Regions from separate parts of the Homo sapiens genome. Here regions 1, 2 and 4 are each linked to region 3. A link is a loop called in an ENCODE intact Hi-C map of the cell type or tissue named here. Cell type or tissue: B cell. All regions are shown on one strand. Each heading gives the region's core, and the rest is flanking DNA. Links, peaks and the distances in the headings are about the cores only.

The links. Peaks named below come from ENCODE experiments on the same cell type or tissue, not always from the same donor. Only the 100,000 strongest peaks of a DNase experiment are listed, where the experiment ranks them.
Region 1: it touches region 3 in a loop (5-fold over the local background); 9 of 110 quality-filtered maps call a loop at or near these places.
Region 2: it touches region 3 in a loop (5-fold over the local background); 9 of 110 quality-filtered maps call a loop at or near these places.
Region 4: a loop joins it to region 3, with 6 times the contacts of the local background. A loop is called at or near these places in 7 of 110 quality-filtered maps.

The regions. Positions count from the first base shown.
Region 1 is chr4:113,906,319-113,911,623 of GRCh38, reverse strand. All of the region lies in intron 1 of ARSJ (arylsulfatase family member J), which reads left to right. Among named protein-coding and RNA genes, the nearest start is that of ARSJ, 71 kb to the left of the region's middle. In B cell, for the core only: a CTCF peak has its summit at 2,573 (motif pointing right); no DNase peak of the experiment used is centred there.
Region 2 is chr4:113,889,448-113,894,752 of GRCh38, reverse strand. No RefSeq gene overlaps it. Among named protein-coding and RNA genes, the nearest start is that of ARSJ, 88 kb to the left of the region's middle. In B cell, for the core only: no CTCF peak of the experiment used is centred there; no DNase peak of the experiment used is centred there.
Region 3 is chr4:113,633,914-113,639,218 of GRCh38, reverse strand. All of the region lies in intron 3 of CAMK2D (calcium/calmodulin dependent protein kinase II delta), which reads left to right. Among named protein-coding and RNA genes, the nearest start is that of CAMK2D, 130 kb to the left of the region's middle. In B cell, for the core only: a CTCF peak has its summit at 2,575; DNase peaks (open chromatin) are centred at 978 and 2,528; H3K4me3 peaks cover 2,710 bases; H3K27ac peaks cover 4,619 bases.
Region 4 is chr4:113,562,855-113,568,159 of GRCh38, reverse strand. The region is part of intron 4 of CAMK2D (calcium/calmodulin dependent protein kinase II delta); the gene reads left to right. Among named protein-coding and RNA genes, the nearest start is that of CAMK2D, 200 kb to the left of the region's middle. In B cell, for the core only: no CTCF peak of the experiment used is centred there; DNase peaks (open chromatin) are centred at 2,369, 3,079 and 4,269; H3K4me3 peaks cover 2,456 bases; H3K27ac peaks cover 4,200 bases.

The sequences.
Region 1 (5,305 bases), core at 117-5,116, 270 kb before region 3:
TTTGGACTCATCTTTAACATTTCCTTCTCCCACACTTCCCACATATAGTCTGTAACCCTATCAAATGTCTCTCTTTATAATATCTAATCTTCCCTTTACTGCATCCTCACTGTAACAAATCTCAGTCTTGGATATCATCCTCTATCTCTTAGATTAGGCCACTTCTCCCTGCCTAGGTCTTGTTCCACTCCAATCCATTCTTCACACTACAACCAGAGTTGATTTTTCCAACGCAAAGCTTCGATTGTGTCATTCTCTTTTCAAAAGTATTCTGTGACTTCCTGTGACCTTCACATTAAGTAAGAAAACCTTAGTACAGCTCTATCCTCTAATACAGCACCCTGTCATTGAGCACCTACTTACCTCTATAGACTAGTCAAGATATGTCTGAATCTCTCCCCTTATATTCTAATATTCTAAATTGTTGATCTACAGAGACCCAAATTCTCTCTCACTTTTTGCATTCAAACATTCTGCTTCTCTCACTGAAACACTTTGTCTTCCCTTCAACTCTTCACCTGGATGGCTCCTCCTGCTGCAAAAATCATCTCAGATTCACCTTCCCTTGTGAATGCTCTTTTGTCCAAGTCGTTTCAGCTGCTTGCACTACCTGCTTTCATTCCACACTCACCCAGATACTCCTGAATGCACTGAAACTCAAATGAAACATGGCCCCTTCTGAGAGGTGTCCTGACTCTACTATGAGCACTTATAAAATGCTGTGGTTCTCTACTCTAACACTTAGTCCTGTCATAATAATCCTCTAATGGCTTGTCTGTTTCTCCAATTATACTGAGTTCCTTGAGAGCAGAGACCATCTTATTCACCTGTTGTAATCCCCAAAGCTAGCACAGTGTAGGAGAAGGAGTGTTAAACAAGCAATTAATTCACTTATTCATGAGATTAAACAACTAGGCATATATTTGTTGCCACAGCCCGCCCCACTTTCACCCCTTTCCAGAAGATATAATTAACTGAAAGATAAAATTAAGGCCCATAAATAGAATTTATTTATAGACAAGAGAGTCTTTTGGAAGGCAGTCATAAGCAAACACCTTTCAGAATATGGAAAATTAGTTATATTCTTCCTACATAAATATCCAAGTGATATTTGATTTGTAAACTACAGTCTCTTGCATTTATTTCCTTCCCTTCAAAATATGAATTTCTACTCCACTATTGGCCTATTTTTTACTCGCTAACCATTCTGGACTTTAAAGTCTGCATAAAAGTATTAGTATTCATATTTTATCCCACTTACAAGAGTACATTAAATATGTAATTAGGTTAAAACAATAACATCTTAGACAATATTTTCAGACAAAGAAGAATTCATAGACTATAGTATCCAGCACCCAGTAATACAAATTAATACAAAAAATTATATACCTTCACATATTCTAATGCCAAGCTGAAAGGTCTACTTAGCATTTTTCTTTTAAGTTGGCAGTAAAGTGAGAATGATGGTGATTGCTTTTAACAGATTTGGCAACAACTCTAGGTTTACTATTATTCATGTGGAATTTTCTTCACATGGTAGCCAGACTGTGACAAAAAAACTTACTAAATTTCAAAATTATTTTATTTTTTAGCCAAGGTAATACAAGCATTTGGAATATATTATATGAAAAATCTATTTTTAAACTAATTTCATATTATACAAATAAATGTTAAATATATAATCGATGTTTGTGGAATCTTCCCTATGAAATATCTGTAAATGATATTATAAACTTGGTACTGTGAAGCTGTTCTGATGTTAAATGGAGACGCTTTACTGACACATTGAGCAGTAGTCTTTGACTCATGGATTCTTATAGTTAGGAAGAAGCTTAGAGGTGTAGTACTCTGTTCTCATGCTGCTCTAAGGATATACCTGAGGCTGGGTACTTTATAAAGAAAAGAGGTTTAATTGACTCACAGTTTCACAAGGCTGGGGAGGCCTGAGGAAACTTAACAAACATGGCAGAAGGGAAAGCAAACACATCCTTCTTCACATGGCGGTAGGAGAGAGAAATGAGAGCCAACCGAAAGGGGAAGCACCTTATGAAATCATGGGATCTCATGAGAACTTACTATCACGAGAATAGCATGAGGAAAACTGCCCCCATGATTCAATTACCTCTCACCAGGTCCCTCTCACGACATGTGGGGATTATGGGAACTACAGTTCAGATGAGATTTGGGTGGGGGCACAGCCAAACCATATTAGAGGTCATCTAGCACTTCGTTTCCAATTCAGGAATCCCTTTTACAAAATCCTTGGCAAATGCTTATCTAGCCTGTTTACTATTTTTTTGTTTGTTTATTTTCTTTTTTAGAATGTTATTTTCCACAATGGGTTGAAATCAGCCTCTTTATAATATTGACCATTAGTCCTAATTCTATGCTTTGAAATAAAACAGAGAGGAGTTGAACTATCCACCACTCTCCAGGTTATAAAAGCAACAAATCTAGAAATCATTCCTAATTCTTTTTTTTTCCACTCCTTCTGTACTTCTCTCACTGATTTAGTCCTATCAGTTCTAAATCTAAATATACATTTCATCCATCTACCTCTTTCCATTTTTACTGCCACTAGATGGTAGTCCAAGCCACCATCATCTTTGACCTAGACAAATCTAAACAATCTCTAAACAATCTCTTCTAAACAATTAGAAGAGATTGTTTAGAAAAATTCTTTTCTAAACAATCTGTGTTTCAATTCTCATCTTTCTAAAATCCACTTTCTATACCAGTGGTCTCCAAATTGGAATACATACACCAAAGGGTAATGCAAGATGATTCATTGGGATGCAAAAAGAAATAAAAGAAATTCTACTTACATTTATTTTTATCTCATCCCCTTTAATTTCTATTCTGTGTAAGTTTTATAATGTTCCTAAATTAATACAGTATGCATGAGTGTAATTTATAAATAAGTAAACGTGCATATATTAGGGGAACATGCTTAAATATTGAATACTATTTTTCAGATGTGTTCTAATTAACATAATGGGATTATTACTCGTCAGAATTTGCACACTGCCTTTATATAGATTAATTACAACTATAGCTCTCATTTGTCTCTTGCTTTTTATTAAATTTGTAGTCTGATATATTCAACTTCTCAGATCCATTTATGTAGTCTTATATAGCTGACGTGTAAAAAATGGATTTTTAAATAAAATATCTTTTATTTATCCCAGTTAGATTTTCTTACATCTTGTTTTAAATTTTGAGACAATCTTATAGAAAAATTGCAAGTGCAGCACAAATAGCATTTTTCCTGAATTAAGAGTTAAGAGCCAACGTGATGTCCCATCACCCTCAATACTTTAGTATTTCCTACCAACAAGAGTATTCTCCTGTGTTAGCCACAAAACCATCAAAATCAGGAAGCATTGTTATTCCATTTTAATCCTGAGATCCCATTTAAGTTTTGCCAGTTCTCTAAATACGTTCTTTATTGAAACTATTCCAATTCAAAACCACATATTGCATTTAATTGTCATGTCTCCTTAGTCTCTTTCTTTTAATTCCTTCCAGTTTTTATTTTAGGATCTAGGGGTTTACGTGCAGTTTTGTTACATGGATAAATTGCATGTCACGGAGGTTTGGTGTACAGATATATCGTCACCCAGGTAGTGAGCATACTACCCGATGGGTAGTTTTTCAAGCCTCACCCTTCTCCCACCCTCCATCCTGAAGTGGGTCCTGGTGTCTTTTGTTCCCTTCTTTGTGTTCATGTGCAATCAAAGTTTAGCACTCACTTATAAGTGAGAACATGTGGTATTTGGTTTTCTGTTTCTGTGTTAATTCACTTAGGATAATGGCCTCCAGCTGCATCCATATTACTGCAAAGGACATGATTTTGTTCTTTTTTATGGCTGTATAGTATTCTGTGGGTTATACGTACCACATTTTCTTTATCCAATCTCCTATTTATGGGGATTCAGGTTGATTCCAGGTCTTGCTGTTTTGAATAGTGCTGTGAGGACTTATTTTCTGAGTTGTTTTTCTTTCTTTTCTTTACTTTTTTTCAACTAAATGAAACACTCCTACCTGCCCCACAGACTTGTGGAGGCCAGAGAAGAGCATATCAGTAAAAAAAATTTTCATATTATATTCACTTTCATTAAAGTGTAAGATTATCATTCTTACCCCCAACTAAAGTGCTAACATACAGTTGATTTTTCATTATTTTATTGAAAAAGAATAATAGGCAGCCCTTTCAAATGCTAAATCATTCCTAAGCTATTTACCTAATGCTGATCCTTTTTAAAAAAAGACAATGAAGCTAACTTGGCAGGACTTTTCTTTTTTGACTTTGTCCCATTTGTTATTTTTGAAATGCTTACAAATCACATACTTTAAAAAAATCATTCTCAAATTTTTCTGGGATCAACATAAGTCTCACTATCCGGTTTACAAATCCTTCCTTTCTTTAATTGGAAAGTTAGAACAGATTTGCTTCTCAAGACTTCTGGCATCTTTCCTCTGCTCCTTGATTTTTCAAAAAGTACTGATATTAACTCTTAAAAAGAACAGAGAGTGCATCGGACTTTGCCACTGTTGATCAAGAATCAGTTTCACAGCCTGGTGGGGCAGGTTGAGGGTGCTGGGGAGAAAACCACAACTTCTCTACATCTCTATTTTCTCATCTATAAAATGAACTTAAAAAATCTGACTTCTCACTGTTGCAGTGAAACTTAAATGCAATAATGCATATAAAAAATCTATAAATTAAAAAGCGTTATGCAAATGTTAGTGACACCGATTCAGCATTCTGGGATAATTGTTAAAGCTATCGCTGAATAAATATACCTTCCTTACTAGACTCTGCTCCCTTCCAATGCTTGCAGCAACCCAATATGTATTATTATCCCTATTTTACAGATGAGGAAACTGAGGATCAGAGGGATTAAGTACTTCCCAAAACCATACAGGTAATAAGCAGTGGAGCAAATTCAAACCCAGGTCTGTTTGATTCCAAAACCTACACCCTTAACCCACACCCCAAATTACCTGAAACTTCCTCCTATTCCACCATAGAGGCTGGAACTCATTTAAGCAGGAGCTGCTCTGAAAACCTCTTCCCTGTTATAAGCTGCTGTCAAACTTTTATGTTGCTGGTTTTAAATTTTCCAATTTAAAAACCATTCTACTTTCTAGAGAAGACAGAAACCTCATAGTTGATTAGTAGCTCTGAACTCCTATTTATCTGCAGACGCTACACCATTTTCTGAAAGCAGCAAACCTCTTCTTACTTTCTTTTTTTTCTGCAAACGTTTCCTGTATTTTATGTTTTTCATAAGCCTCTTTT
Region 2 (5,305 bases), core at 241-5,240, 260 kb before region 3:
AGAAATGTAAATTAAAATCGTAATGCTATGCCACTACATTTATATCAGAAAGGCTAAAATGAAAAAGATAATACTAAGTGTTGGTAAGTATGTGGAACAACTGAGTGGGAGTGTTGGTGAGAGTGTAAACTAATATAACCACACCAGAAAACGTTTTGGCTGTATCAATGAAAGTTTAACATTTATATCCCTATAACCCAGAAATTTCATTCCTAGGAATATACCCTGGAGAAATGCTTGTATAGATATTCACCAAAAGTTATGTGAAGGTATAATTCATAGAAGCACTATTTATAGTATCCTAACACTGAAAAGCACCCTCAATTATTCATCAGCAAGAGAATGAGTAAATAAATTGTGATATTCTCATATAATGGAGTGTTATTCTATTGAGGGGAACGTGTTGAGGGGTTACTAGAAGGGGCACAAGTGGGGCTTCTGGGGTTCTGCTAATGTTTTTATCTCCGTGCTGCTTGTGGGTATATGTTCAGTTTTCTAAAATTCATTAAGCTATATAGCTAGAGTTTATGTACTTCCCTGTGTTTGTTATACTTCTCACCACTACCGGAGTGTATATATATATATATATATATATATATATATATATATATATACACACACACACACATATATATATATACACATATATATATACGTCTATATATATACATATATATACACATATATATATACATATATATACACATATATATACATATATATACACATATATATATACATATATATATACATATATGACATAGCAATTCCACTCCCAGATATTTGCCCAAATCCAGGAATAAAACTAATACATGCCTAGCAGAGTGTCTTGCACACAATTAACATGAAACACAGAACAAAAAGGCCTAATTTACCCACTCTATGTTTCTTTTTCTTTTTTTTTTTAAATCATATTAACCAACATGCAGAAATTCCTGGGACCTAAATATCCAACCCCAATACATGTTTAGATGACTACCAGCAGGGGTCATGCTAACAGGTTTGTTTCAACAGGTTGAAGCTGAATGTAATTAATTTTATAATTTTTAATAGTTCAAATCCAGTTTTTTAAAATTAAATTATGAAACAAAGGTGATGTGAATAATCATATTGAATGGTAAGTGCAATAAAATCTGCATATGCATTGAATTCAGAATTGAGTCATGTCCAATATTACAGTCTAACCTCAATTCCTATCAAATAAATTAAAAAATAGTTGGTCCCATATTTATGGCTTTCTGATTATAGGGTCTTCTATGGAGGTAACATTATTCCCCTTGAATTCTTCTCTATTGTTCTTATCTTTGCAGTGACTATCCTTGTCTGTCTCTGCGTTGCTCCACTCCACCCCATCCCTATTTCCTCTGCCTATTCACCTCTCCCTGCTTCTCTGGCTCTTTTCTCTTTGTCATCTTTATTTTCCCTCCTCCCTCGTTCAGTAATTATAATCTCTTTAATATTTTTAAAAACCAAACTCATATGTTGAAATTAATAAATTAGAGTCTCTGTACCTATCATTAAACAAATCTTTGGGCAAACTTTTATACTAGGATGCATATTTCCACATAGCCACTTATATTCCAACCTAATCTAAGAGTGAAAATGACTGTTGACCAGAAATTAATACTTTTACCAATAGTCAAAAATAGTGATCATATTTCAACAATAGATAACTTTATTTACTATTGCCAGAAAGATTCATAATTATCTTTGTGTGTATATATTTAATTATAATCACACTTGATTGGATTACAGTTTCCAAGAACTAATTATGGCTGTTAGTGGCTATTAAATAAGAAAATGTGTTTGCAGCTCAAACATTTGTCTTGTTATGTTTCCTAGTGGAAAAAGGCATATACTGACAGGATGCCAATTTGTTTTAAGTGAATTCATGTTACTACCCTGCACAATAAAATAATATACAAGGCTGTGCTTTGTGAATTATGAGTTATATTAGTGAATATCATTTTCTGATTGCCTGCATTTTTCCTATTTTATATACATGATCATTTTTGTAAGTAAAATTAATATAAAATTTAAATACTTGTGAATAAAGAGATGTAGCACTGTTTTCTATCAAACTACACTAATCCTTTCAAGCAAAAAGTAGTTTATTAAATCATATTCCACTAATTTTAAGGTGTTGATGCATTTGTCATATTACCTAATTAACACTGTGTTATGGGAGAATTTTTGTAGCATATATTTTGAATTATTATTATTATTTTTTTTTTTTTTTTTTTGAGACGGAGTCTCGCTCTGTCGCCCAGGCCGGACTGCGGACTGCAGTGGCGCAATCTCGGCTCACTGCAAGCTCCGCTTCCCGGGTTCACGCCATTCTCCTGCCTCAGCCTCCCGAGTAGCTGGGACTACAGGCGCCCGCCACCGTGCCCGGCTAATTTTTTGTATTTTTAGTAGAGACGGGGTTTCACCTTGTTAGCCAGGATGGTCTCGATCTCCTGACCTCATGATCCACCCGCCTCGGCCTCCCAAAGTGCTGGGATTACAGGCGTGAGCCACCGCGCCCGGCCTTGAATTATTTTTAATTGTCTTAAGATAACTGACTTTGAAGAAATAATAGCTATTTGTTATCTAACTTCACTTGTAAATTTTGCCTACTCATTCTTAATAAAAACAAAGTAAAAATTTTAATGAACTTCAGGTTATTAATATACTATATTTCTCCTTTTCCCTCTAATCACCTTTTGACCATTATTTCTACTATAAATTATTCTGTTTTCTTTACAATTCATAAATAAATCTTGCTTTTCATCAAGATTTATTTGTTGTGATCAGTTCATTATGAAACAGTGAACACTGTGAAAAATGTTCTAATTTCCTTATAACTTGTTATTAATGCTAATTTACTCCACGATTTATTTAACCTTTAAAGCATCTTTCTCTTTTGACATTTATCTTTAAAATCCCTTTGTAAGCAGCTGTTTACTGAGTTGAAGCATTTTATTAGCTTATTTGCATGCTGTACATGCTCATGAAATACTGCCAAATAAATCCTTGAAAATTTACCTGGTAGTTGCTGTCTTTTCTTTTACACTAAAAAGCATTGTCTATACATTTCTGAAACCTGACTTCTAAAGTCTGTCATTTCAATTAACTATTCTCAAATGATCTAACGTGCCTTTATCCTAGAAAATGTACTGTTAGTAGTGTTCCTATTATTATTTATTTTTTCTTTAGAGAACTTTGAAGTATCCTTCAAGATACGATTCTACTATAGCTCTTATAAATAATAGCAATAGAGTCAAATTTGTCCTATTTTAGTCATTCACCTAGCTCTCACCTCACTTTCACAGCATGAGTTGTCTTTGAAATTCTCTAGTAGCAGGGATTAAGCCAGTATTACAGAATGAACTCCATATAATTGTGTGTGAAAAGAGAGAAAATGCCAATTACATAAAAACATCAATAACTTCATTTCATTTATTTTGCTCCCTTTCTCCAGATCAAACAGGCAATCTTGATATATAAGAGAAACCAAAATAGGAAGCTAGAGGCTTCATGTTGCTGGTGTGTATCCTCTACAGAGAAAAACAACAATAACAAAACACCAGTGTTTTATTAGTCAGACCAGGTTTTTCAGGGTTTTTTTAAGATGAGAAAAATGACAGCTTTGCAGGAAAGCTGTGGTGCTCTTAGACCAGCCATTTGTACAGAGGCTTAGTTTTCTACAAAAAGAGAGAGTTGGACTAAATCAAAACAAGGCAGCAAAAGGCAAAATTGATTTTTCACAAATCATAATGTTTAAAAATAAATGTCACTGATCCCCTCGAGCTTGATGCATCCCATCTGAGTCCCACCTGAGACTAACCTCATCCTTTGGCTGTAGGTGGTTAACAGAGCAACAAAGAATAAAAAGCCTGAAATCAATCAAATGATGAGTTCAACCTTACTTCTCTCCTCTCAATACCTCACACTTATTCTCCAGCCTGGAGAGACTCAAAGCCAGGGAAGTTGCTGTACCTAAGTGTTTATAAAAATATAAAATGATAAGTACCTAAGTGCAAATTATGATAGACTATTATTGCTAATAATAGAAATATATTATTCTTATTTACCATAGTTAATAAAAGTACAATTGCTAACAGACATATTTAAACATATCATGTTAAACACATTACTGTATAAGAGGCATTAGCTTAAAGTCATTAAAGCTCATGAGTAGATTAAAATGTTTTTAAAACTGCTATAGGTGACTAATTAAAGTTACTGGGAGTCAAATTTCAGCTCAGAAAGAACTTTCCAGAGAAAGTGCAGCTTTCGGTGGAATGCGGTGTCCTCTGAAGACAATGTGTTTCCTCATACTGAAAGAAACCTAATAGAAGTAGAATCATTGTATGCCTGGAAGATATCCCGTCTCCACATGCTAATAAACTAGAGAAGCATCCAGAGCATAGACTGCTGTGAGACCTTGAGTCAAAAGCCGCCTTACACAAGCAACCAGAAAAAAATGAGCTCCCACTGTTTCCAGTTGGAAACGCAGAAATCACCCGTCTTCTATGTCGATCTCGCTGGGAGCTGCAGACTGGAGCTGTTCCTATTCAGCCACCTTGGAAGCCCCAACCACTTTTTAATTTGAGCTTTTTCCGTTTTTTATATGGTTTGGCTGTGTCTCCACCCAAATCTCATCTTGAATTGTAGTTCCCATAATCCCCATGTGTCACGGAAGGGATCGGGTGGGAGGTAATTGAATCATGGTGGCAGTTACCTCCATGCTGTTCTCATGATAGTGAGTGAATTCTCATGAGATCTGATGGCTTTATAAAAAGCTTTCCCCCCAACTTTGCTCTGCACTTCTCCTTGCTGCTGCCATGCGAAGAAGGACATGTTTGCTTCCCCTTCTGCAATGATTGTAAGTTTCTGAGGCTTCCCCAGCCCTGCAGAACTGTGAATCAATTAAACCTCTTTCCTTTATAAATTATCCTGTTTAGGGTATTTCTTCATAGGAGTGTAAGAACGAACTAATACAGTTTCTGTTTTTTGGTTTTTTTTTTTTTTTTTTTTTTTTTTTTACGGAATTTCACTTTTGTTGCCCAGGCTGGAGTGCAATGATGCAATCTCAGCCACTGCAACCTCTGCCTCCCAGGTTCAAGTAATTCTCCTGCCTCAGCCTCCCAGGTAGCTGGGATTGCAGGCACCCACCACCATGCCCAGCTAATTTTTTGTATTTTTAGTAGAGACACGGTTTCACCATGTTGACCAGGCTGGTCTCAAACTCCTGACCTCAGGTGATCCACCCGCCTCAGCCTCCCAAAATGCTGGGATAACAGGTGTGAGCCCTGGTGCC
Region 3 (5,305 bases), core at 245-5,244:
CCAGGCTGGAGTGCAGTGAAGAGATCATAGCTCAGTGTAGCCTCAAATTCATGGGCTCAAGCAGTCCTCCCTCAGCCTCCTGAGAAGCTGGGGCTACAGGTGCACACCACCACACCGGGCTATTTTTTTTTTTTTTTTGGTAGAGGCAAAGTTTCGCTATGTTGCCCAGGCTGGTCTCGAATTCCAGGCCTCAGGTGATCTTCCCACCTTGGCCTCCCAAAGTGCTGGGATTACAGGCGTGAACCACCGTGCCAAACCTACATTTTTATATTTATTATTTTTTTCTGATTAACAATAAAGCTAGGTTATTAGCTGCCTGGGAAGAGGAGGAAGTAGATTTTTACATTCACTTTTAAATAAACTTTTAAATTCACATGAGAAATTCCACCTTACCACAATTGTCTCCCTAACATGTCTTTGGACTACCTCTGTTTCTCTAAGTTTTTGTTTTTTTCTGGTGTCTGAATTAAGTTGGTGACAGATTTGGGGGATATTTGAGTAGCACTTTATCTAGAGTTGCTTGCACAAAAGCTGAGTAGGAGCATAGCCCTAATGAGTTCGCATTACCGAAACAGGTCCCTGTTTGCTGAGAGTGAAATTCCTCTATTATTTTCTTAAACCCCGCTTTGCTAAGGTTATAAAGTGGTCCAACTGCATTCTACCTTTAACTCCAAACTGTTCTCTTAAATATGTACCTGGCAGAACTGAGAGCACATTGTGTTTTGCATCTCGTAGGTATCTAACCTACCCCCAAGGGAGATATTCTCTATGGGAATCACACCTCAGAAAAGAAAATAATATACTTTCTCCTACCTCTCTCATTGTTCGCAGGCTCATATTCTCCAAACCTCTATCTCATTTTTCTTCTTGTGCTCTGTGGTTCCCACTCTCAAATTTTCTCTCTCTCTGTCTCTATCCTTCTGTCTCTGACACACACACACATACACACACACACCTGTCTTTCTAGTCAGAGCTGTTTCTGTGTTCCTGTTCAAGCTCCATTGTTTTTAACCTCAGTCAGCCTTCCCTTTTCTTCACTTGAATTAGCTTCTTCATATTATGCATGGGTAAATGCACAGAATTATTTGAGTGCACTGTTAGCTCTTAGCTTCAGAAAGGATTCAGAAATTAGAGGAGTGATCAGGGGAGCCAGCTCTGAAGCTACAAATTGGAAGGCACTAAGAGATGAGTGGATGTGTAATACCATATTTGGGAGAAGGAGGATGGAGAGCTATATGTTTGGTTAAGGATGGGCTTGGACAAGGCTGCTATTCTTTCTTGCTTTTGGTCCACAAACTGGTGTCAAATCCTGGAAACTGTATAAAGATTTAGTATTTATTATTATTTAGTATTTATTATTATTTCAAAAACATTTCAACTCTGGTATGTCCAGGCAGCCTATCTCTGCATGGTAGAGGCCTGGGAACCAACCTATGGATTAAAAAAAAATGTGTACTTTTATAGTTTCTAGGAAAAAAGTTCAGATTATATCTTCCTAGGTAGATATTTTATAGAAATTTACATCCAAGTTTATACCACAGTAAATCTCTAAGGGACAGATTTCAAGGAAACCCCCTGAATAGTTGGATTACTGTTTTCTTGCAGCTAAAAATTTTTGATTATGTGCCCAAACCAAAACAAAAGATTGCATTTAGCTTCCTCGATGAGAATTTCTGAAACCAAATACAAATGAAACCACAGGAGGAAAGATAAGGACTCACAAGTTTATGAAACTTGCTAATGGGACTTTAACTCCCTCTTAGACTCACTCACTCAACTTTCTTATTCCATTTGATATATTTTATTTTACATTATTTTGAAAAACAAAATGAAACATTGGGGGATATGTTCCATTTTGAATATAGAACTATTTTGAGAATTGTAGGAAAATCATTGTATATTTAGAATTACACGTGTCCTACAAAATTGTCCTCATACATTTATTCATCCATTTAGCAAATCTTTTTTAATATCTGTCATGTTAGGTACTCTTCTGTACACCTGTGATACATCAATAAGCAAAGCTGACAAAATTCTTTGCCCTTATACTGCTTCTATTCTGGGAACAGGGGCTGTGAATAAACAAATAAAAAAAGCCTGTCATATTGTGGTCAGATTGTGGTCAGATTATGGTAAGTGGGCCAAGTGTGGAAGGAAGTCAGGGAGCATGCCTTGCAGATACCTGAGGGAGGAGCCTCTAAGGGGTAGTGAGATGGGGGTTTATCTGGCAAGGATGGGAGCAGCTTGCAGGCCATGCAGCATAGTGTGGTGTGGAGTGAGGGGACTGGAAGTAGGGCAGGGGCCCTAGGTCATTGTGAAGACCTTTACTTTCCATCTGAGTGGGATTGTTATGGACTGAATGTTTGTGCCCACCTCCCCAATTCATATGTTGAAGTTCAAATCCCCAATGTGATGGTATTTAGAGATAGGGCCCTTTAGAGGTAATTAGATTTAGAGGAGATCATGAAGATGGGACCTCCTTGATAGCGTGAGTGTTTTTATAAGAAGAGGAAGTGACTAGAGCTCTCTCTCCACTATTTGAGTTCACAGTGACAAGGGGGCCATCTATCTGCAAGCCAGGAAGCAGGTCTTCATCTGAAACCAAATTTGCCTGTACCTTGATCTTGGACTTCCCAGCCTCCGGAACTGTGAGAAATAAATATGTTGTGTAAGCCACCAGTCTAATGGTGTTTTGTTATGGCAGTCCGAGTAGATTATTAAGGATAGGAGGGCTTCAGCAAGTTCTGAAGAGAGGAGTGAGCTGATCTGACTTCTGGTTGAAGAGGATCACTCTGGCTGCTATGCTGCAAGAGGACTGCAAGGGCCAAAGCAGAGGCTGGAAGACCTGCTAGGAGACAGTTGGAGTAATCGGTGGCTTGAATTGAGGTAGCAGCAATGGAAATAGAACACAGTGGTCAGATGCAGGATGTGCTTTGAAAGTAGAGCTGAATGTACTGGTGGATTGGATATGAGTTATTATGGACAGAGAGAGGTCAAGGATAAATCCAGAGAAACTGTGAGGATAGAGTTGTCTCAGTGGAGGTGGACACAGCTGGGAGTGAGGTAGAATGTTGTGATGGGAAGATGAAAGGATTTGTTACCGGCACATTAATTTTAGAATACCTATTAGACTCCTGAGTTGGAGATGCCAAAGACGTCATTGGATGTGAGTCTGAAATCTGGTAGAGAGTTCAGGGTTGGGAATATAAAATCAGAAGTTGACAGCATGCAACAGGAATGTTATTTAAAATATTTGATAACCAGTATGACTTGAGAACCAACCAATCAAAGCAGATGCCTGCTTTAACCACAGGCATAGCTGTACAGCTCCTGTCAGCAGGCTATCAGTCCAATATGCACTTGCATTTGCTAAAACATATCCTTTCTACATTGGTCATTCTCAACCTTTACAGATAAACTACAAATTTTATCAATATACCATAAATGCAGATTACCCATTAAAACCAAAAAAGGCACCAACTAGAAAGCATAAGCAGGGAATATTTATTTTCTCCACTATTATATTTGTCCACTCCCTAATTCACATTATGCCCACTGTATTTTCTTGTAAGGGTTAAGTACAAGTATTTAACATACTAACATATTTGTGAAGGCCAGGGACTAGTTTGAAAGTACCAGCTTTCAAGTACAATGGACTTGTATTTGAGTCCTGGATACTCCATTGTACTGTTTTTGCAGAAATAAGCTCCTTTTCCTTCCTTTTTCTGAAAATAAGTCTGTAAAGCTGGAAATAAGACTACTTCACATTGTTATAAGGATTAGAAATTCTATATATAAAGGATCTATTACAGTGCCCATTAATTGCAGTACAATTTCCCACACAAATTGTAGGATTTTAGAGCTTGAAAAGACCTTAACTTGGCTTGTGTTCTTAATAATAACTGGTCAAATTATTATAATATATCACACAATATATGTTGGATTTAGGCTGTAAGCTACATTCAGAAATGCTTGGGCATAAATATGTGCACACTTGGACACCCTGTTTACCAGGAGGAAGTATAAGTTCTTATCAAAGGAAAGAATGATTTTGATTATTTCTTTCTCATAGGTCAGATTGTAAAAACCCAGCAAAAAGTGCTTTCGCATACAGCATTAGCAATCAATTATATCTTTATATAAATATTTGCCTATGACACCAAGTGACTTGCTAACCCCTCATTTTTGTTGATAACCTCTCATAGGACAAAAATTACATTGCCGCCTTGCTCTGATATTTCAGGGTTGAGCTGGTGTACTATTTTGTGAAGATAATTACAAGGCTAGGTAATGCATATTTTAGGTAAAGAGAGTCTGGCCTTCTAGGCTTCCAAAGATCCTATAAGTTCAAGTCCTTGGTACCTCTGTATTCTAGACAGATCTTGGGGGAATGCCTTGGCTGCATTCACAGATAGATAGTAATGTAAGTTCCATGAGGTTTTGTTTCATGACTGTTTATTTACTTTTGATTCTCCAATACCTATAAAGTCTCCTGGCACAGAATCAATGCCCAAGAAATAGATGTCAAATTAATATGTAGAAACAAAAACGCTCTAGTGCTAATTCTACCTCAATGTCATATGCAATTTTGAGGGAAGCAGACACTGAATGAGTATCTTATTTCTGTGAAAGCAGCTTGTAATTGATTTACAAATGTCATTCCTTGGACCTGTGACTGCCAGCATTGGACTCTGTGTCCTTTTATGCTCAATAATGCTTTTTCCCTCTCCTCATTAAATTCTGGATTTTTCTTACCTACTTTTCTCTCCCTACCAAAGAAATAGATAAAATACCATGCTCTTCATTTTATTGGTGGGTCAGTATTAATTGCCCAATTCTGTCTTTGCTTTGAAAGAATTCTTGCCTAAGAGGTCTCTCTCTCCATAAAGTCGATACCTTTTCCAGTTTCCCAGACAAGCCTGAATAAATATGTCAGAACCTAGCAGTGGACAGGGCTATGAATGATTCAAAACTGTCTATTCCCTACAACGTGTAAATGAAAATATAGACAGCTGTACAGGATCAGAATAGGGGAGAAGGAACAGGGAAACCTGGAAGGCTGCTCTTTTGTGAACAACAGCCTGGAAGGTTGGGAAATGATTTTCAGTGTTTTGTGGGACTGTACTACAGATTGGACTATGCCATCTACTTGTGCTAAAAAGCACAAAAGTCTTTTAAAAGCAAAGGTGACAAAAGTCTTTTAAAAGCAAGTAAAGACATTCTCCAGAAATATTTTTAATAAAACATGCACAATAATGCTGCTTTTTCCAACTATTGTGTGGTTGTAAGTTTTTGAACCTAATTC
Region 4 (5,305 bases), core at 195-5,194, 71 kb after region 3:
GTTAATGCCACTGAATTGTGCCCTTAAGAATTTTTTAAGGAGTAAATTTCATCGTGTGTGTATTTTGCCACAATTTTAAAAACATCACTTTTCCATAAAAAAATAACTAGAGACCCCTGAACATACACTGTGGACAGATTTTATTAATAAATCTTATGGTTTAAGTATCAAGCTATTGTTAATTACTTCTCCTAAGTAAATAAACCTAATACCTGGTAAAATGATGTCTAGTTATGTGGTTGCAGTATATTAACCAAGGAGGACTCGTTGTTTTGAAGCAATAATAATTATAACTAATGTTTATTGGGTACCTAGTGTGTACCTGACACTGTTATGTTCTTCAACTATTTTAGCTCTTTAATTTTACATCAATACTATTAGATACTTGTTTTAGCCATTTTATAGATTAGGACACTGAAGTTCAGAGAAGTTAAGTTATTCTTCTGAGTCACACAGCTAAATAGCTAAGTATCAAAGACAGTTGTTCTAACATAAGGTGACTAACTTCCATGCTTGTCATTTTAACCAATTTCAAATTTCATCCATATTTGCTTTGAGATACCTGAAAAATCAGACTATTTTATATAGTTTTATAAGAATTATAAAGCTTAGAAATGTAAAATTTTATGTGGGGATCTAAGATTTCCCCCTGTATAACAGGATCATAGATGTCAGATCAAAAGATCTCAGCTGGCCGGGTGCAGTGGCTCACACCTGTAATCCCTGCACTTTGGGAGGCTGCGGCAGGCAGATCAGCTGAGGTCAGGAGATCGAGAGCAGCCTGGGCAACATGGTGAAACCCCGTCTCTACTGAAAATACAAAAATTAGCCAGGCTTGGTGGCGGGTGCCTGTAATCCCAGCTACTGGGTAGGCTGAGGCAGGAGAATTGCTTGAACCCAGGAGGCAGAGGTTACAGTGAGCCAAGATTGCACCACTGTGCTACAGCCTGGGTGACAGAGCGAGACTCCATCTCAAAAAAAAAAAAAAAAAGGAAAAGAAAAGAAAAAAAAGATCTCAGTTGTTATGTTTGGGGTCTGAACATGTATAATGTTCACGGCTTGACTCTAGTCTGCTTTTTTGGTTGTTTGATCTCAGTGTTAGTGCATCTGATTTTTTTTAAGTAATTCAGTCAGTAGACGTTTATTGCATGCCTGCTATATGCATATACTCTGCCAAGTCCTGGAATACAGTAATGGACAAGACAGAACTGACATTGTAGTAGTTGAAGGAGGAGGGGATGGATAATGAGTAAATGACCAAAGAAACCCAGCAAATCATTTTAGTTCTAGTGCTATGAAGAAAACAGGGTGATATTTGGTGCGTAACTAGGGGCTGATGGCTGATTTAGAGGGTGATCGGGAATGGTTGCTATGATGTTTCAGGAGAAGAACCTAAATGTTGAGAAGATCTGTGAGTAGATATTCCACTCAGTGTGAACAATGGGTACAGCCCTGAGAAAATGTGGCTTCAATGAGGAGCAGAACAAAGGCCAGTGTGGCATGAAACATCCCAAGTCCTAGGGTGCAAGGATATGAAATAATACATGAGATAGGTGTGGGCCAGAGCTCAAAGGCCTTGTAGGCCAGAAAGAGGAATTTAGATATTATGCTGTGTGTTCTAGAAAGGTGTTGGAAGATTTAAAGATCGGAAATATGAAATAATCCGATTTCATTATACAAAGCTCTCTCTTGCTGCAGTGTGGCAAGGGATTATAGGAGGGCAGAATGGAAGTGGAGGAAAATGGATATTGGAGGAGTCAAAGAAAAAAAATGACAATGATTTGGGCATAGGTGAGAGCAGTAGAGGAGAAAACTTATGTTTCATCTTCAAAAGGTAAATTGGACTTTTAAAAATGACTGAACTCTACACATATATTGCAAAAGTACAAAGAATTGAACATTCAGAGCTTTAGGAAGATACATGGTTTTTAAAAGAAGGGGATTCCTGCTCTTTGAACTGGACCAGTATTACTAAGCTGATTCACAGTCAGAAAACAGTCTCTTTTGCTACTTTCCATTGTGAAAAAGGGAGAGACGTTTCTTCTCTTCAGCCTTCCCCCTTTAGCATGAAACTCTCCTATTCTTAGTGGCAACTGAAGATAATATTGAAAAGAAAAAATAATAACTTCACAGAATAAATAATAGAAAGTAAAACATTTTACAATGATGAAAATATGTAGAAATTCTGATTGTTATTTTAGAATATCAAATAACACCACAAAATCTTCCAAAAGTGCATCTAAACTCTGAACTCATTAATAGCCTCTACTAATTTTTTTTCTATTCTGTAGGAAAGCAGACTGTTGAGTTCAGAAAAGGCCAGGAAAGTGAATTTATCCTAGTTTTCTGTCTTTTCTCCATGTTTCAACATTCCCAAAAGTGATTTAAACCTCAAATTAAGGTGATTCTGTCATCTGGGTGGCAAAGATTATGATCTATGGCATCTTATCTTGCACACGTGTGTTCAATTATTCGTTTTTTTTGTGTGACTTCTTTTTTTTTTTTTTTTGAGACAGAGTCTCACTGTGTCTCCCAGGCTGGAGTGCAGTGGCATGATCTCGGCTCACTGCAACCTCTGCCTCCCGGGGTCGAGCGATTCTCCTACCTCAACCTCCTGAGTAGCTGGGATTACCGGCATGCACCACCACGCCCAGCTGATTTTTGTATTTTTGGTAGAGACGGGGTTTCACCATGTGGGCCAGGCTGTTCTTGAACTCCTGGCCTCAACTGATCCACCCGCCTTGGCCTCCCAAAGTGCTGGGATTACAGGCGTGAGCCACCATGGCCAGCCTTTTTTTTGACTTCTGCGTGAAAGTAACTCTTCTAAGCATTTGGCAGCCAAAATAGAGAGGTATTGTACAGCCCTTTGAATAAGCCCTCTTTAATTTGTTGTAATGGGTAAATTTATAGGATCATGGCCACCCAGCTTCACTTCTAATCACCAACCCCCTACCTTGCCTGTTCTCTTTCACAAACCAATACACTGTGGTGCTGGCTGAAAACATTTCTAATCATAGACTTATCTGCAGCTGGTGACTATTTGTGGTCTGACAGGAGATTGACCACATCCTGTGGTTAAATGTTATTATTTTTTCTGAAGACTCTTTGAACTGACTTAACTGCTTTCATTTGATGTTTCAACTGACTTATCTGTAGTAATAGCCAAGCATGTATGCTTTGAAAATTTGAATTGATATCCTTTATGTATCACATGGATATCTGTTATATCCGTTGATGTCCTATTACATTTTGTATTTTCTGAGTATTTTTTAAAATTTAGGGGCCATCATATTCCTCATCTAATATAGGCTCTAATACATGGACACTTGGTATATACTTGTTAAAAGAATAAATATGCAAATGACTAGAAGAATAGGAGTTTTAAATCCTCCTTTTAAAGGAAAATGTTAATAATAAAAAATACCCGTAGTTCCACTTCCCTTTTTTAACTGATTTCATATTGCATCTTCCCTTTCGCATACTGTTCAATTCAATTAATGTTGATTGAGCTGCTAATATGTCTCAGGCAATGTGTTAGGCTCATGTTAGGTTCAAGGGATACCAAAAATAAGTAAGACATGGTCCTTGCCTTTCCTTATCTTGAGGTTTAGTAGGAGATATGGGTATATAAGCAGATGGTCTCGGTGTGAAATTTAAATCAAACAAGCACAGTATGCTGTGAAAGCACAGTGGGTGGATTTCAGAGAAGTATTTCTGGAGGAAACTTGGGCTCTTTCTTGAAGAATGTATAAGCTCATGGAAAATTAAATCAAGATTGCCTAGCTAGGCGTTACCAGCAAGGAATTACATTAAAAATGCTTGGTGAAATAGGCAACTAACCAAAGTTCAAGGTAATTGGTGTGGAATTAAAAAGGGAGAGAGCTCAGTAAGAGTGTGCCACGTTATGGAGGTCCATGCATGTCATGGTAAAGGCCTGAAACTATGTACTCTAGGCCAATCAGTGTTAGCTTTCCAAGGAGGAGGTCACTGATACCTTGAAACTGAGCTTTAAGTATGCGTATGCAAATGAACCTAGTAAAATTGCTTCAGTATAAAAACTCTTAATATAGGGAACATTTTATAAATGGAAAAGTAGACATTTAATAGTCACAAATGAGAGTTTAAAAGAAACTAGTTATCTCCATCAAGAGTCTCTATTTCATAGATTCTCTAAGGATTTTTTAAATTCTAGGTTAGCTTCCTTCAACACTATCAGTCTGTAATATTTTTCACTAAGTTCCCTCTTCCCCTTTTCTGAAGCTTCCTACCATTAAAATTTGCTTAAGTGAAACATAAATCTCGACATGAAGTATATTTGGGTGGGATAGGATACTGTGCCGAAGTTGTTTATTTGTACTGTTCTTAACACAATAGTTGAGTACAGATACACTCCAGACTTGAATAATGTGGCTAAATAGATAGTCTCCAGGTGATCAACTAAAAATAATTGTATTCTGTCATCACTTCTCCCATTGATCCCAAGAAGTGCCTCCAAGAAAATTACCTTTCCTTCTCCAGTATTAGAAATCTGTGGGATAGCACCATCCACCAAACTACCCATTGAACCACTATCTTAGAGTTGGAAACACTGAAACATCCTCATTTCCTTCTTAGGGTCCAGCAAAATGGTTCAGTACCTTGGCAACACGCCCTTCCCTATAGAACCAGAGGGAGGGAGTGGGGAAAGAAAATATAGGAAGAACCAAAAGTGAGGATTCTATGAGAGACAAAGTGAAAGAAAGCTCTCAATGAAAGAAAACCCACACATTAAATGGCTTTCAGTACCCAGATCTAGAGTGCCTGGTTTGCATTGTAGTAACTTAACATTTGTCAGTAATGATGCCTACAAATACTGTGTTTATTATGTGTGTAAGAATGCATTTTATTTTGTTTTTTTGTTTTTTTGAGATGGAGTTTTGCTTTTGTCATTCAGGCTGGAGTGCAATGGCGTGATCTCGGCTCACTGCAACCTCCACCTACCAGGTTCAAGCAATTGTCCTGCCTCAGCCTCCTGAGCAGCTGAGATTACAGGCACCCACCACCAGGCCCAGCTAACTTTTGTATTTTTAGTAGAGACAGGGTTTCACCATGTTGGCTAGCCTGGCCTCGAACTCCTGAGTGTATCTACCTGCCTTGGCCTCCCAAAAGAGCTGGGATTACAGGTGTGAGCCACTGTGCCCGGCCAGAATGCATTTTATTTTTAAGTCCACAGCTAAAGATTATCTTGTTGTATTGTTGAATAGTGACAAAGCTACTACTAAGTGTGAATAAAGAGTTTGTAATTTTGCAGGCATTCATTAAATTA